Linked DNA regions of Homo sapiens: region 2 is linked to region 1. Evidence: chromatin loops called from intact Hi-C (ENCODE). Cell type or tissue: heart right ventricle. All regions are shown on one strand. Each heading gives the region's core, and the rest is flanking DNA. Links, peaks and the distances in the headings are about the cores only.

Region 1 (8,340 bases), core at 254-8,253:
GTCTGGTTCTCCACTAGAAGTAAAGCTTTTTAAGTTGAGAAACTACGTGTGTCTTGTTTAACGCTGTATCCCTAATACCTAAAACTGTGTCTGGCACTACTAGGTGCTCAGTAAATATTTGATCAACTGAATGCCTGTTGTCTTTTTTTTTTTAATTGTAATTGTCAATTGTCAGTCTCTACCCACCAGACTATAAAATTCAAGGGCAGGGATTTTGTCTGTGTTGTTCATTATGGTGTCTTCAATATCTGGAACGCACAGCACTGAAAAGTGTTTGCTGAGTGAGTGAATGAATGAATGAATGAATGAATGAATGACAGAGATTAATATAGGCTGAGGCATCCAGGAACTGACATTTACTGAGTACCTGTTCTATGTGAGACACTCTTTTAGGCACTTTATTACTGTGTTTTATGTTGCAGAGAACATGTTTGGACTAGTTTATAAGTCAACTTGAAATAATTTCCTGCATTAAGAAAAATTGGTTTTGACACATTCTTGTCATAGAAGTCAGCCTTTGTTCCCATGATGCTCTGAACAGCTGCAGTCCTGAGGAAGCCAGGGGAAGCTCCCCCTGCCTGCTGCTTAAACAGCTGGCCGGTGAACAGAGACCACCCCAGACCATTCAGCTCTCAGCACAGCTGTGTGAGCAGATGGAAACTCTGCCACCCAGAGAATCCAGCAGCTGAGAATAGAGTGGGTGGACTTGGCCACTGGTATGACCTGTGCATGTCAACCCTAATGTGGAGAAAGGTTTTTCATCTCTACAGGTCAACCCATTAGTATGGTTTGACCTAGAAGTCTTCAAAAGTTGTAGCAAGAGCCTTTCTGTATTGTCCCTGCAGCCAGGCACCATGAACACCACTCCAGCTGCTGGGGTGCAAGAGGTCTATGGGCTTGACTTTGCTGTAACCCTCAGTTTCCACACTTTTTTCAGCCCCTTGCCAGGTTACAAAGCCGAATTCCTAGACTTGTCGAATGTTAGAACTAGAAGGCGCCACAGAGATCCTTAGACTCTAGATACTTAGACTGAGGCCTCACTTGAGGGATGAGGACCCTGAAGCTCAGAGGGGCATCCTCTTGGCCCAAGCTGCATGGCTGGTGGATGGCAGCCAAAGGGCCAACCTCTTAGCTCTATGGCCGGTGGTCTTGTGTGAGTTTTGTGGTTTGGAGTATTGTCATCATTAGCAGTTCTATTGTTTTTACCCTTTGTCAAACAGCAGTAATTAGTGTGTTATTAATAATAGTATTGATTATTAATAACATTGATCAAGCAAGTCTGTGTCAGACAAGGTGCTAGAGGTTGTGTTTAATCCAATCAAAACCCCTAAGAGTGGGAAGGAAGCTGGTCCTAACCTGGAGGGACACAAGGAAGTTTTCAGGGCATGGAAAATGTCTCTACCTTGGCCTGGGTGGTGAGTACACTGATAAATACATATGTAAAATCCATCCAGCTGTATACTTGGTACTTATGCTCTTCAAGTAGGTGATGTCTCCATTTTAAACAATGAATGCAACTTATATATGCATAAATCTGCCACAATAAATTTCTAAGAAATAAGGGAAAAACCAGCTACTCGGGAGACTGAGGCAGGAGAATGGCGTGAACCTGGGAGGCGGAGCTTGCAGTGAGCCGAGATCGCGCCACTGCACTCCAGCCTGGGTGACAGAGCGAGACTCCGTCTCATAAAAAAAAAAAAAAAAAAGAAATAAGGGAAAAAAAGCCCAGGCCGGGCGTGGTGGCTCACGTCTGTAATCCCAGCACTTTGGGAGGCCGAGGCGGGCGGATCATGAAGTCAAGAGATCAAGACCATCCTGGCCAACATGGTGAAACCCCGTCTCTACTAAAAATACAACAAATTAGCTGGGCGAGGTGGCACGCGCCTATAGTCCCAGCTACTTGGGAAGCGGAGGCAGGAGAATCGCTTGAACCCGGGAGGTGGAGGTTGCAGTGAGCCGAGATTGTGCCGCTGAACTCCAGCCTGATGACAGAGCGAGACTCCGTCTCAAAAAAAAAAAAAAAAAAAAAAAAAAGCCCTGAGAGGTATCTTTATTATCCCCACTTTATAGATGAGGAAACTAAAAAAGTAATATTAACATAATTAATCATCGTATTAGCTCCTATGTGCCAGGCATGAAGATAAGGGTTTAGGTACAATACCTCATTTAACCCAATTTAAAATCCCATGAGGTTATTTTGTTCATTGTTTCTTTTTGCCATTTTAGCCACTTTTTATTATGGTAAAACATACATGACAAAATTTACCGTTTTCACCATTTTAAAGGATTCAGTGGCATTAAGTACATTCACATCGTTGTGCAACCATCACCACCGTTCATCTCCAGATTTTTTTTCATCTTCCCAGACTGATGTGTGTTCTGATCTGGATTCTATCACCTTCTAAATGTGTGACCTCAGGCAAGTTGCTTAATGTTTCTGAGCTTCAAGTGCCTGCTCTTTAAATTGGAGGACCTGAGGTGAGCCGCTGCTATCGGGGGGATCCTGGCCACACGCAGGAAATGAATGGTGGGCAAGTGAGTGAAGCTTCATCTGTATTTATAGCCACTCCCCATTGCTCACATCACCACCTGAGCTCCACCCCCTGTCAGATTGGCGACTGCATAAGATTCTCATAGGAGCACAAACCCTACTGTGAACTGCGCTTGCGAGGGATCTAGGCTGCGTGCTCCTTGTGAAACCCTAATGCCTGATGATCTCTCACTGTCTCCCATCACCCTCACATGGGACTGTCTAGTTGCAGGAAAACAAGCTCAGGGCTTCCACTGATTCTACATTATGGTGAGTTGTATAATGATTTCATAATATATTATAATGTAGTAATAATAGAAATAAAGTGCACAATAAATGTCATGTGCTTCAGTCATCCTGAAACCACCCTTTCCTCCCCTGCCCCATTCATGGAAAAATTGTCGCCCACGAAACCCATCTCTGGTGCCAAAAAGGTTGCAGACCACTGCCTTACAGAATGTGGGCAGCCTAAAAGCTAAGCTGGTGAGACTGGGACCAACAGGTATCTCCAGATTTGGGTTGTCACTAACCCATCAGGGACTCTCTCAGACACCCTCAGCAGGAATGGAGAGTGAGGTGGCCCAGGCGCTTAGAGACACAGAGAGCGAGCCAGAGGAGCCGTTAGGGAACAGGGACGTGGCACAGGGAAGAAGAGTAAAGGAACCTCAGTCATGCGGTAGCGGCTTGAAGACAGGGCGATGAGTAGGTGCAGGCATTTGCAGAGAGGGGGCAGTAATAGAGGTCACGAGGCTGGAAAAGCCTCCAGTGGGCAGAAACCAGGAGGCAGACGGGAGAAAAATACCACAGCCACGGGAGAAGCAGGGTGAGAGCAAACTGAAAGGTCTGTCTGCAGCATGGACAGTTCCAGGGTTGATTTTTGTCCCTTCAGCTGCAGTGGCCTCCATATCATCCATGGGCAGCCGCCGCCCACCATCTCAGCATGTTTTGGCAGGTGCATTTTAAAACGAGTTCCTGGCATCTTATAGAGATAAATAGGGTAGAAAATAAAAGAAAATAAAAAATAAGACATAGCCTTTACCCTCAGGGAGCTTAATCTCCGGTTCTCATAAAAGCCGAGCTACTACAGTACACACAAAAATCGGAGTCCAGTGACTAAACTCGCGTGTTTTGTAATTGAGCAGAAATGGACTTAATTCCCAGCTCTGCCATTTGCTAACTACGTGATCTTAAAAGCATTTCCTGACCTAAGGCTCCACTTCCTCATGTGTAAAAAGGTCACAAGGACAGCACCTGCACAACCAGGGTGCTGGAAGGATTGAGGGAGGCAGAGCCTGCAGGGCTGGGCACGCACCTGGCATGTGAGGCTTCGGCAGACGGCAACCTTTATTACCCAAGCTCCTTAGACCAACAGGCATTTCCTCTGTCCACCTGCATTACTATTGTGTGAATTCGGATTCCTCAGGTGCTGCTGTCCTGCAGGAATTTGGCTCTTGAAGCAGGAGAGGGAGAGGAGACCAGGGAAATGGGGACAGCTACTCCCGGAAGTTATCACAGGGGAGAAGGGCTCAGAGCCCAACTTAATAAAAAGAGCATTGCATCAGTGCTTCCTGGGGCCCACTGGCATCCCCTGTAAGCTGCACATTCCCTCCCCAGCCAGGCCTCTGCTAGCAGCCTCTCTGTGCTAGAGGAAACCTAGGGACAGGGACCGCTCCAGCTGCAGGCAAGTTCCTAGAAAGTCCAGTGGAATGGATATCATTCCTGTACTGTGAGTAATCGGCCCAAACAAAGCCCACTGGTATTTCCGAGTCCATTCCCAGTGCCCAGAGCTGGACCCAGTAGCTCAGCAGCTGCAAGGAGTGGAATGCAGTTCTCTAGCATGCTGCCCTAGATTCAGCCTTGGAGAAAGACTCCTTGCCCCAAGCGGGGAAGGTGCTCTGAAGGTCATCTCGTCTATGCTCCTGCCTCTGGGCCCAAACATTGTAAGACACAGGGCTTGGAAACCCCCTGTAGCCCAAGTGTGGGGACCAGGGAGCCTGCATGAGGATTCTAAGGATACAAGGTGGAGTCAGGAAAAGGATGTCCCTTTCTCCGTTGCCTCCTTGAGCTTCCATTAGAAGGACTTGCAGGAGAGGGGAAAGAAATCAGGAAAAGAAAAGCTGAGCCTCCGTGGTGTCTCTACCCCGACTTCTCTCCTGCTCCTCCTTTGGTCTTGGGGCAGGCCAGCCCTGTCTGCCTCCCATCGCTTTCCTCGCTTCTGGGCCACTAGTCTGTCACAGTCACCATTTCTGGAAGTTCAGAGATAAAGCTATCCTTATCCTTTCGGAACAGTGGCACCTGCTTTGTCAGCTCTAGGTGGTAGGGGTTTCCCTAACTGGGTTGCCGATGAGCCCGGGTCATTCACACTGGGGAGTCAGGTCTTTGGCCTTAGCTCACTGGGTCACCCCAGTGGTTGTCCCAGGGAGGTCTTATTGCCACCTCTTGACAAATGAGGAAGCTGGGGCACAGCAACATGAAGTGACTTTTGCTCAAGACCCTTCACCGGTCCTTCCACTGCCTGGACACACCCTGCCAGGCATCTCGAGGCTGATTTTCAAGGGAACAGAAACTTCCACCGCTGCCTGTGCCTCGCCTAGCTCCCACCCAATACGAAAGAATGGCACACTTATAGGTCACACGCCCCAGTTCATTGCTCCCTAGCTCCCATGGGAAAAGGCATAAAGTGTCCTTTCCAAAATGGTGACTGTCATTTCCCCCAGCCTAATTTAAGGCAGGCGTGAACGTTCCCCAGAGAGTTCACCTGGGCTGTCCTCCTGTGCAGTTGCTGTGCAGAAATGTTTCCTCCGTGTGCATTGCCTGCTGTCATTTCTTGGCTTTTCCAGAGTGTAAGCTGTGGTCCTGGGTGAATAGGGCAGTAGGTAGGGTTGGGGGTTCAAGGGTCAGTGGCCCTCAAACCTGGTACCCTGTGAACACCCTGGTCATTTTGAATTTACCGGCTCAGGAAAGAAGATTCCTTGCAAGCACACAGTTGCCTGTGGTCAGAGGGATGATCTCAAAGTGCTCTTAGTTCCTGGGCCAGCAGCCAGCTGCCTTGGATGGTCAGAAGGTGAAATTTGAATGCTGGTGAATGGGAGAGCGGAAGTTCAGCAAGGCTGAGTTAAGCCCATTCATGAAAAAGATCTAGTCTCACTTCCTTATTGCCAGGAGTTGTGTGTGAAGAGTGTGTGTGTGTGTGTGTGTGAGCACGCGCATGCACATGCACGTGAGCTTGATTACTTTCTGCCTCGCTTCTTCCTCCACCCCTACTCTTTTCTTTTTTTTCTCTCTCTCTCAAAATCTTAAGTTCATCTTCAGGAAACTGCCCAAGAATGTGTAGCCGGTCTGTGGTTTGCTGAAAAAAAGAAAGAAAAAGAAAGAGACAGATTCATACAAAAGCAATTCTCTCTCTTTCACCCTCTCTCTCTCTGTTTCTCTCTCTCTCACACACACACAGTCTCTCACACACACTCACACTCACACACACACACTTTCCAGGTTGTGCTGCATGCACCTCCCCAGCTGTTCTCCCATTCAGTCCTGTCTGGCTTAGGGAGGTGAAGTCATCTCTGGGTGGGAGATCATCCCGGTCAAAGGCGGGGTGGGGGAGCCGTCATGGCTGACCCACAGGGAAAAAATTCACTGTTACCCAGTTAGCTCCCACCTCAGTGGACCACATGGTGCTTCTGGCAGGTTGTGCCTATGGCTAGTGGCGTGATTCCCAAGTTAGTAGAAGGCTGCTGTGTGGCAGGTACCCTCCCCTGTTATCTGTGAGATGGAGGTGATCATGATATGGGCTCCTCATGGGTTGTTGCAGTGATGAAGGTGAGGCACACAAGGTCCTTAGCACAGCATGTAGTCACAGGTGATCTCACTGAACATCTCCGGGGCAGGGGGCTCACCACCTCCAGGGCAGCCTGTTCCATTTTCAGCAACACAGCAAAGAAGCCACCAACCCTGCTGGGCTTGTCAAGTCTTGGGAGGAATCGAGGCACTTCTTTTGACTTTAGAAATAGAAACCGAGATGCTGACCAAGAAAAAGTATGCACCCAATGCAGTTTGACCTACCCAGATACACAGGGGCCTCACGGACATGTGCCTGAGAAAGAAGACGTAACTCAGGGAAGGATATGACACCAAAGCCCTCAAAATGATTAACTGGAGCAGGTGATTTTGAGCCCTCAGTACTTTCAGTTGTTACTCTCAGACTCTGACCAAGAAGTGCTTACTGGGCACCCACAATGATTTCAGAGTATTCTGGAAGGAGTGCACCTGTCCTTCCAGCTGAGCCTCCTCCGTGGGTGCGGCAGGTAGAAGGGCATATAGGTGCTTTCCCCGCCTGTAGCCAACATCCCCTGAGCTGTTGATGCCCTGTGAAATCTCTGTGAAATCTCTTTCTCGCTGATCCTACACATTTGGAAAGTGCTGTCATGACAATTATTACTCACAAAGTTCTCTTGCTGAGGGAGGATGGTCACTTGGCATGTATTATTCTCCCCATTTTACAGACATGGAAACTGAGACCCACAGAGATCCTGGTGGTGTAGTTTGAAGCTGCTGGAATTCTCCAAGCTGCTCTCCCTGCCTTTTAGGCTGTTTCTCCTAGTGGTGCCGGTGACACAAAGAGCTGTTCTTATCCTCTCCTGTCCTGAGTTATTATGCAGTGAGTTGAGTGGAAGTTTCTAACCACCCCTCAAGTTCCCTACCAAGGAACTTAGGGAGGTGAAGTCATTTCTGGGTGGGAGATCATCCCTGTCAAGGGTGGGTGGGAGATCATCCCGGTCAAGGGTGCGTGGGAGATCATCCCGGTCAAGGGTGGGTTGGGAGATCATCCCGGTCAAGGGTGGGTTGGGAGATCATCCCGGTCAAGGGTGGGTTGGGAGATCATCCCGGTCAAGGGTGGGTTGGGAGATCATCCCGGTCAAGGGTGGGTGGGAGATCATCCCAGTCAAGGGAGGGTTGGGAGATCATCCAGGTCAAGGGTGGGTGGGAGATCATCCAGGTCAAGGCTGACCCACGGGGAAAAAATTCACTGTTACCCAGTTAGGTCCCACCTCAGTGGACCACATGGTGCCTCTGGCAGGCCGTGCCTATGGCTAGTGACGTAATTTCCAAGCTACCAGGAGGCTGCTGTGCAGCAGGTACCTCCAGGTAATGGGCCATCCCACATCCATGCCCTTGGTTTGCCTTGACCCTGGCTTTGGCAATGTGATTAACATCCATTGGGTGCCTACTAGAACTTCAGGGAGTGGACACGGAGGCTGCAGACCCCAGGTGGAGAAGGATGGGCTCCCAAATAAGGATTCTCTCTCACTGCCTTCATTTCCTTCCCCCTCCCTTCCCCTGTGTCCTCAAACCATCCATCGATAGTGAAAGAGAGGAAACATCTGGTCTGGGTTCCGCACCTCCACCCTGTGTTGGGGGGCTTGTAGGAAGAGATGGTTGGAGGTCTTGGAACCTTGAAATAAACCAACGGTTCAGCTGCCATCCTCCCCACCCACCATCCTGTCTTCCTCACCCCACCTTAATATCAGCCATCCTCCTAGCAACAGCCTGCACCATGCCACCACCCAGCAGACAGCTGCTGCTGCCAGTTCCAGAAACTAGAGAGATCCATGACCAAAGTGAGGCTCCAGAATGTCTCTGTCAAGACAATGGAGATACTGATGGTCACAGGGCCAGAGGGCAGTGACGGGGGATGGGACCTGGGGGACAGCTCTGCACATACTTCCAAAACTCCATAAAAGAAGTCTTCCTCCAAACATCCTCTTCTTCCTTCCCTCACTGATCATAATGAACTATTTTTTATGGAATAT
Region 2 (8,340 bases), core at 268-8,267, 120 kb after region 1:
GACTGTGAGCACCCCTGAGGATGGAGGCTGGGTCTTACTCATTTTGGATCTCCAGCCCGGTGCCTGGCATGTAATATGTGCTCAGTAAATGTGTTGAATGAATTGTCTTTCCAACCACCACTTACCTCACTCATGGCAGAATCAGTGGGAGCCCGGGTATCCTGAGCCTGGGGTCTCGGCATCCTGTTCACTACACCGAATTGCTTCTGGGACCTCAGTCTCACTTAGCAGAAGTTCCAGCTACTGTCTGGTTCTGCCAGCCATCTTGCTCCTCCTCCCCGAGAATATCCACATCAGCCTCCTCCTCTGGTGCCTCACCCGGGCTGTTCAAGGTATGTGCTAACCAAGGCAGTTGCGTCCGCAGGGTTGTTGCTCATCTGGGCTGGTTAGCATCTGTCAGGCTGGGCTCTGGCCCCAGGCAGTCCTCTTGTAAATGGGAAGGTACAAATGAGTACAGATGGCGTTGCTCAAATCCATAACTTTCCATGGATCCGTAGAGGGCAATGGTCTCCCCATGGGTACATATACCACAGGGGTGCACAAGACACAGGGGGTTAAGAAGAACAAGGTAAACGTCTACTGATTTTAAGAATACCACCATAAAGCAGGGGCTTAGTTAATAATAATGTATCAGTATTGGTTCATTAATTTTGACAAATGTACCACAGTAGTGTAAGATATTAATAGTAAGAGGCCGGGCATGGTGGCTCACGCCTGTAATCCCAGGACTTTGGGAGGCCGAGGCAGGCGGATCACGAGGTCAGGAGATCGAGACCATCCTGGCTAACACAGTGAAACCCCATCTCTACCAAAAATACAAAAAAATTAGCCAGGCATGGTGGCACGCGCCTGTGGTCTCAGTTACTCGGGAGGCTGAGGCAGGAGAATCACTTGAACCCGAGAGGCAGAGGTTGCAGTGAGCTGAGGTCGTGTCGTTGCACTTCAGCCTGGGCAACAGAGTGAGACTCTGTCTCAAAAAAAAAAAGATATTAATAGTAAGGAATATGGGTGTGGAGTACAAGGGAACCGTCCACCTGGAGGATGAACTACAAAATCTTTAGGGTAGAATTAAAGTCCTCCATAATCCGGCTGGAGCCTCCTGTATCTCCAGCAACATCTTTTACACTCTCACTTAAATCCTTACTCTGATCACCTACTTCCCCCTCAAACATCCATGGCTCAGTCAAATTTAACACTGGCCATTTTTTAGACACAGCATTTCCCTCGCCTCTGCTCTAATCTCCCCATGCCTGGGAGTGCCATCCATCCATCTCTCCCTATGAAAATCCTAAATTCAGAGTAAAATTCCATCTCCTTTAAGCTTTCCTGACTCCTACATGCTGGGTGGTGATGAGAATCTCTCCATCCTCTGCATTTCCATAGCCGCATTTACTCCCCAGTAATACAGTTAGTTTTATATACACCTGTGTCCAGCAAGAGACAGTGAGCTTTGAGGGCCATGGATGTGGCCTCCTTGTTTTCTGCCTCCCTCACCCAGGATGGCCCTGGCACAGTCTACACTGAGGAAGGGTGAGGGCAAGGGCGAGTGGTCAGTAGCATTTTCTCTGTGTTGAAAGAGCAGCACTTTCTCATTAGTTCACACTATGCGTGAGAACATCACAAATGGACCATCCTTCCCTTAAGCTTGGTGAGACCATTACTGTGCAAGGAGGTGAGGATCTTGCTTGGGAATCATGAGATTGAGCAGGGGTCATTTGAATTAGTCTGTCTGTCAGCAGAAGCATCTAGACATGGGAGGAGGAGGCTGTTTAGGGCCCAGGCTGGGAGAAACTGGCTGGCCCAGTCCCTGGGAAAATCACCCAGATACCCAAGTGGGCAGGAGAGCTGAGTTATGAATTCACAGGAGGTTCAATGGATCCTGAAGAGGAGAGGAAGCAAGTCCCTGTGAAGGGCCCCAGCCCCTCTTCTATCTCTCTCCTTCTCCCCATATCCCATTGCTGGGTTTTCCCTGCTATGTGGAAGCTGTGCATGCCCATGCTCCCTCCACTTGCTACCTCTTCCCTCCTGGAAGGATCTCCAGATATGCTCCCTGAGAAGATATATGAGTGGGTCGTAGCAGAATCGAGGGTATGCTGTTTGAAATCATAGGCCCTAAAGAAACCCAGTGGCCCCCAGAAAGTCACTGAGCCCAGAGCTTTAACAGAACTAGTTCCCGTCAGTGGCCTTCTCCTAAAATCCTCCATGCCTCCCTCCCCGCATTCCCTTTGTGCCTTTTCCCTCTAAATGCTGCTGGGATCATTGGATGGAAGGCGCTTGGCAGCGCTATGGCTTTCCCAGGCCCTACTAGGCCCCTAGACTCTGGGTACTGGTAACCTCTGCTATGACACAACCATGACCCTTGGGCTTAGAACCAGAATCATTAAATCCATCTTTCTCTTCCTCTCCAAAGCGGGTGGAATGGATTGGCTTCTAGGAAGCAGCCGGATTTCCCCACAGTGTTTGACTTCAGACTGGGCAGGAAAAATAGAACAGCCTGGGAAGAGCTGTTCATGCTTCCCTCAAAAAGGCTCGTCTCAAAAACATGACTAGCTTTTTCTCCATTAGATGTCAGATCCCGCACAGTCTCAGAAGAAAGTATTGGATCATGCACACTATCATAAGGAAGAATTGGCCAGGATAGTATAAAATCATGAAGAACCCCAAACCAATCCTGGATGGAGTTGGAGAACGTTATGATTTTCTTTTCTTTTCCTGAAGCTGACTTTCCTGACACTAATGAATATTAAAATCCATGCATTCCCTGGTCGGGGATAGGGGAAGCTGGTTCCTGATGAGAATTGGCTGAGACAAGTCTCAGAATAGACATTCTACGTGGCAGTGTCCAGGAAGCCATTCTCTGGAAAGTTTTTTAAAAGTTGCAGGAATAGAGGAGAGTCTAAGAGCTGTATGTGTTCCATATTTTCTCTGATTTGAAAACAAAACCAGTCATAAAGTACCAACGCTGGAAGACTATTGAATCTTAACCCTTCCTTAAGTAGATGAGGAAACTGGGACCCACATGGTGGGTAGACTAGGTCGGCTGCAGCTGAAATATGACGGCACATTTCCTCTCATCAAAACTTTGAGTCGTATACTCTTATACCACCTGGAAACCCACCTACCCAGTGCCCCTCACCAATGGCTCTGCAACTCCCCATAGATTTCTGCCCAATTGCTATTTTTTGCACCTGCTGAGTTTGTCTTTTTTGTATGTGTCATAATGTACACTTTAACGACTTATTTCTCCTGTTAATCTAGAAGCTGGAAAAAACTGGGACCTTTGGGCTTCTTCTTGTAAACTCCATGTTAATGACTTATTAGCGTCTTGGCAAAAATACCTAATGACTTCTAACTAACCTCCTACTGACAACTATCTCAGGGTTTAAGTTCTGACTCTGCTAGTTTCTAGCTATGCAATCTTTGGCAATTGACTTAACTTCCCTGTAGAAGTGGTACCTTTGCTTGGCAAAGGAGGGTTTTAGTCCCCATGACTGCCATAGCCACCCCCAAACATGCAATGTGTAGAGTAAAATCAACACAGAGCAAAAATCAGCTTCGGGACAAAACTTCCTGGTATCCCTGCAACCAAATTATAATCCATAAATCCCTGTCATAGGTTAACATTCTACAGCTGCCACTGCTCCCTTCCTCTAAATTTCCTCATCTGGAAAAGGGGGGAAATAATATATTGTAGGGTTTTTAAATTGATATCTAATATTTTACATATTTATAGGGTACATGTGATATTCTGTTGCATGCAGAGAATGTGTAATGATCAAGTTAGGATATTTGTGGTATACATCACCTTGAGTATTTTTCATTTCTATATGTTGGGAACATTTAAATTCTCTCTTCTAGCTACTTCGAAATAGACAATACATTGTTGCTAACTATGGTGACCCTACTCTGTTGTCAAACATTAAAACTTATTCCTTTTATCTAACTGTTAAGTTTGTACCCATTCACCAACCTCTCTTCTTTCCCCAACTCTTGCCATCCACACACCCTTCCCAGCCCCTGGTAAACATCATTCTACTTTCTACTTCCATGAGATTAACTATTTTAGCTCTCCCACTTATGAGTGAGAACACACTAAACTTGTCTTTCTATGTCTGGCTTACTTCACTAAACACAACGACCTCCAGTTGCATCCATGTTTTTGGAAATGACATGATTTCATTCTTTTTTTATGACCAAATAGTATTCCGTTGTGTATTTATACCACATTTCCTTTATCTATTCCAAGTGTCCGTCCCTTGGTGGACACTTAGGTTGATTCCATGTAATTGCTATTGTGAATAGTGCTGCAAAAAACATGTGAGTGCGGGTATCCCTTTAATATATTGATTTCCTTTCCTTTGGATAAATGTCTAGAAGTGGGATTGCTGGATTGTATGGTAGTTCTGTATTTAGTTTTGTGAATAATCTCCACACTGTTCTCCATAATGGCTGTACTAATTTACATTCCCACCAAAGTGTTTAAGAGTTCCCTTTTCTCCACATCCTCACCTGCATCTGTTATTTTTTGTCTTTTTAATCACAGCCATTCTAACTGGGTTAAGATGATACCTCACTGTGGTATTGATTTGCATTTTTCTGATGATTAGCGATGTTAAGTATTGTTTATATAACTATTGACCGTTTGTCTTCTTTTGAGAAACGTCTTTGTATGTCCTTTGCCAAATTTTTAATGGGATTATATGTTTGTTTGTTTACTGTTGAATTGTTTGAGTTCCTTGTATATTCTGAATGCTAGTCCATTATTGGATAAATAGATTTCTCCCATTCTGCAGGTTTTCTCTTTACTCTGCTGATTGTTTCCTTTGGTGTGAAGAAGTTTTCTGGTTTAATATAGTCCCATCTGTCTATTTTTGGTTTTGTTGCCTATGCTTTTGAGGTCTCAGCCATAAAATATTTGCCTAGACCAATATTCTAAAGTGTTTTCCCTATGTTTTCTTCCAGTATTTTTATAGTTTCAAGTCTTATGCTTAAGTCTTTAATCCATCTTGAATTGATTTTTGTATATGGTGAGATAAGGGCTCAATTTCACTTTTCTGCATGTGCATGTCCAATTTTCTCAATACTATTTATTGAGCCCATCCATGAGCATGGGATGTCTTTTCAATTTGTGTCCTCTTCAATTTCTTTCATCAGTGCTTTGTAGTTTTCCTTGTAGAGCTCTTTTACATCCTTAGTTAAATTTATTCCTAGATATCTTAATAACTGTTGTAAATGAAATTGCCTTCTTGATTTCTTTCTTAATTATTGGTTTATAGAAATGCTACTGATTTTTGTATGTTAATTTTGTTTCCTGAAACTTTACTGAATTTATCAGATCTAAGAGTTTTTTGGTAGAATCTTTAGATTTTTTATATATAAGATAGAGCCATCATAAAAGAGGGACAATTTGACTTCTTTTTCAATTTAGATGCCTTTTATTTCTTTCTCTTGCCTAATTGCTCTGGCTAGGACTGCCAGTACTATGTTGAATAGGAGTGTTGAAAGTGGGCATCTTTATCTTTTTTCAGTTCTTAGAGGAAAGGCTTTCAGCTTTTCCCCATTCAGTATGATGTTAGTTGTGGGTTTGTCACACATGGCCTTTATTATGTTGAGGTATGTCCCTTCTATACATAGTTTGTTGAAGAGTTTTTAATCATGAAGTACTGCTGAATTTTATCAAATGCCTTTTCTGCATCTATTGATATCATCATATGGTTTTTATTTTTCATTCTGTTTATGTGATGTATCACATTTATTTGTGCATGTTGAGCATCCTTGCATCACTGGGATAAATACCACTTGATCATGGTGTGTTTTTTTTTTTTTTTTTTTGGATGTGCTGTTGGATTTGGTTTGCTATCATTTTGTTAAGAATTTTTGCATCTGTATTCATCAGGGATATTGGCCTGTAGTTTTCTTTTTTGGGTTGGGTCCTTGCCTAGTTTTGGGATCAGGGTAATGCTGTCCTTAGAGAATGATTTAGGAAGAATTTCTTTTGCTTCACTTTTTTCTTTTCTTCTTCTTTTTTTCTTTTTTTGAGACGGAATCTCATTCTGTTGCCAAGGCAAGAGTGCAATGGCACAACCCCTGCCTCCCAGGTTCAAGTGATTCTCCTGCCTCAGCCTCTGGAGTAGCTGGAATTACAGGCACCTGCCACCATGCCTGGTAAATTTTTGTATTTTTAGTAGATACAGGGTTTCACCATGTTGGCCAGGCTGGTCTCAAACTCTTGACCTCAAGTGATCTGCCCACCTTGGCCTCCCTAAGTGCTGGGATTACAGGCGTGAGCCACTGTGCCTGGCCTTGCTTCAATTTTTTTGAATAGTTTGAGGAGAATTAGTGTTGGCTCTTCTTTGAATGTTTGGCTAAATTTGGCGGTGACGTGATCCTGTTCTGGACTTTCCTTTTTTGGGGAGATGTTTTGTTGTTTATTAAATCTCATGATTTTGTTATTGATCTATTCAGGTTTTCTCTATCTTCCTGATTCAATCTCCATAGGTTGCATGTGTTCTGGAATGTATCCATTTCCTCTAGGTTTTCCAGTTTGTTAGCATATAGTTAGTAGTCCTGATGATCTTTTGTATTTCTGTGATATCAGTTGTAAATTATTTTTCATTTCTGATTTTGCTTATTTGGGTCTTCTTTCTTGGGTCTTCTTTCTTTCTTCTGTTAGACTAGAAAGTGGTTTATATATTTGGTTTATCATCTCCAAAAACTAACTTTTCATTTGTTTATCCTTTTTTGTTTGTTTGTTTGCTTGTTTTTTGTTTTTAGTTTCTATTTCATTTAGTTCTACTCTGATCTTTAGTCTCTCTTTCCAACTACTAATTTGGGGTTTGGTTTATTCTTGCTTTTCTAGTTCCTTGAGGTGATTGTTATATTGTTTACTTGAAATGTTTCTACTTTTTTGACGTAGGTATTTATTGCTATAAGATTCCCTCTTAGCACTGCTTTAGCTGTATCTCAAAGGTTTTGGTATATTGTATTTTGATTTTCATTTGTTTCAAGGTATAAAATATAATTTTGCTGGGTATAGTATCTTTGACAGACAGGTTTTTTCTTCTTTCAGCACTGAATGTATTATTCCATTCTCTCCTGGTCTGTAAGGTTTCTGCTGAGAAATCTGCTGTTTTTTATTTCCTGCTTAATTTCTTCCTTGAGCCAATGGTCATTCTGAAACTTGTTGCTTAATTTCCACATATTTGTACAATTTCCAAAGTTCCTCTTGATATTGATTTCTGGTTTTCTTCTGTTGTGGTCTGAGAAAATACTTGATATGATTCTAATTTTTAAAAATTGTTTGAGAATTGTTTTGTGTCCTAACATATGATCTATACTGAAAACTGTTCTGTGTGCTGATGAGAAGAATGAGTACTCTGCAGCTGTTTGATGACATGTTCTGTAAATGTCTGTTATGCGTATTTGGTGTAATATGAAGTTTGAATAAAATGTTTTTTAAATTTTCTGTCTAGATGATCTGTCCAATGCTGAGAGTGGGGTGTTGAAATCTACAACTATTAATGTATTAAAGTCTATCTCTCCCTTTATATCTAATATTATTTGCTTTATATATCTGGGTGCTCCAGTGTTGGGTGCATGTGTGTTTAGAATTGTTATATCCTCTTGCTGAATTGATCCTTTATCATTATATAATGGCCTTCTTTGTCTGTTTTTACTATTTTTGATTTAAAGCCTGTTTTACTTAAGTTCATCTGATATACTCCTGCTTGCTTTTGGTTTCCATTTGCATGGGATATCTTTTCCACTTCTTTACTTGCAGTCTATATGTGTCTTTACAGATGAGATGTTTCTTGCAGGCAGCATATAGTTGGTCATGGTTTTTTTTTTTTTTCATCCATTCAGGTAGTCTATATCTTTTAAATGGAAAGTTTAATCTATTTACCTTCAAGGTTATTATTGATATGTGAGGACTATTTCTGTCATTTTCATTGATTTCTGATTATTTTGTATATCCTTTGCTCCTTTATTTCTCTCTTGTTTATCATTGTGATTTGGTGGTATTCTATAGTGGTAACATTTGAGTTTTTCCTCTTCCTTATTTGTATGTTTGCTCGACCAGTGGTTTTATATTTTCATGTGTTTTCATGATAGTAGCTATTGTTCTTTCACTTCCAGGTGTAGGACTCTCTCAAGCATTTCTTTCAGGGCCAGTCTAGTGGTGATGAATTACCTCAGCATTTACTTGTCTGAGAAAGACTAATTATCCTTCAGGTATAAAAGATAATTTTGCTGGGTATAGTATCTTTGACAGACAGGTGTTTTTTTTTTTTTTTTCTTTCAGCACTGAATATATTATCCCATTCTCTCCTGGCCTGTAAG

Evidence for each region. Hi-C counts contacts between places; a loop is a spot of excess contacts. Peaks named below come from ENCODE experiments on the same cell type or tissue, not always from the same donor. Only the 100,000 strongest peaks of a DNase experiment are listed, where the experiment ranks them.
Region 2: a loop joins it to region 1, with 2.0 times the contacts of the local background. A loop is called at or near these places in 3 of 110 quality-filtered maps.

What each region holds. Positions count from the first base shown.
Region 1 is chr12:4,112,600-4,120,939 of GRCh38, forward strand. LOC124900317 (a long non-coding RNA gene) reads right to left here and starts at 5,620. Exons shown (of 4, transcript XR_007063173.1): 1 at 5,289-5,620. It also overlaps the pseudogene RPL18P9. RefSeq lists enhancers at 4,383-5,377, 5,779-5,908 and a silencer at 5,249-5,298. In heart right ventricle, for the core only: a CTCF peak has its summit at 3,260; a DNase peak (open chromatin) is centred at 5,572; H3K27me3 peaks cover 499 bases.
Region 2 is chr12:4,230,585-4,238,924 of GRCh38, forward strand. No RefSeq gene overlaps it. Among named protein-coding and RNA genes, the nearest start is that of CCND2, 39 kb to the right of the region's middle. In heart right ventricle, for the core only: no CTCF peak of the experiment used is centred there; no DNase peak of the experiment used is centred there; H3K27me3 peaks cover 174 bases.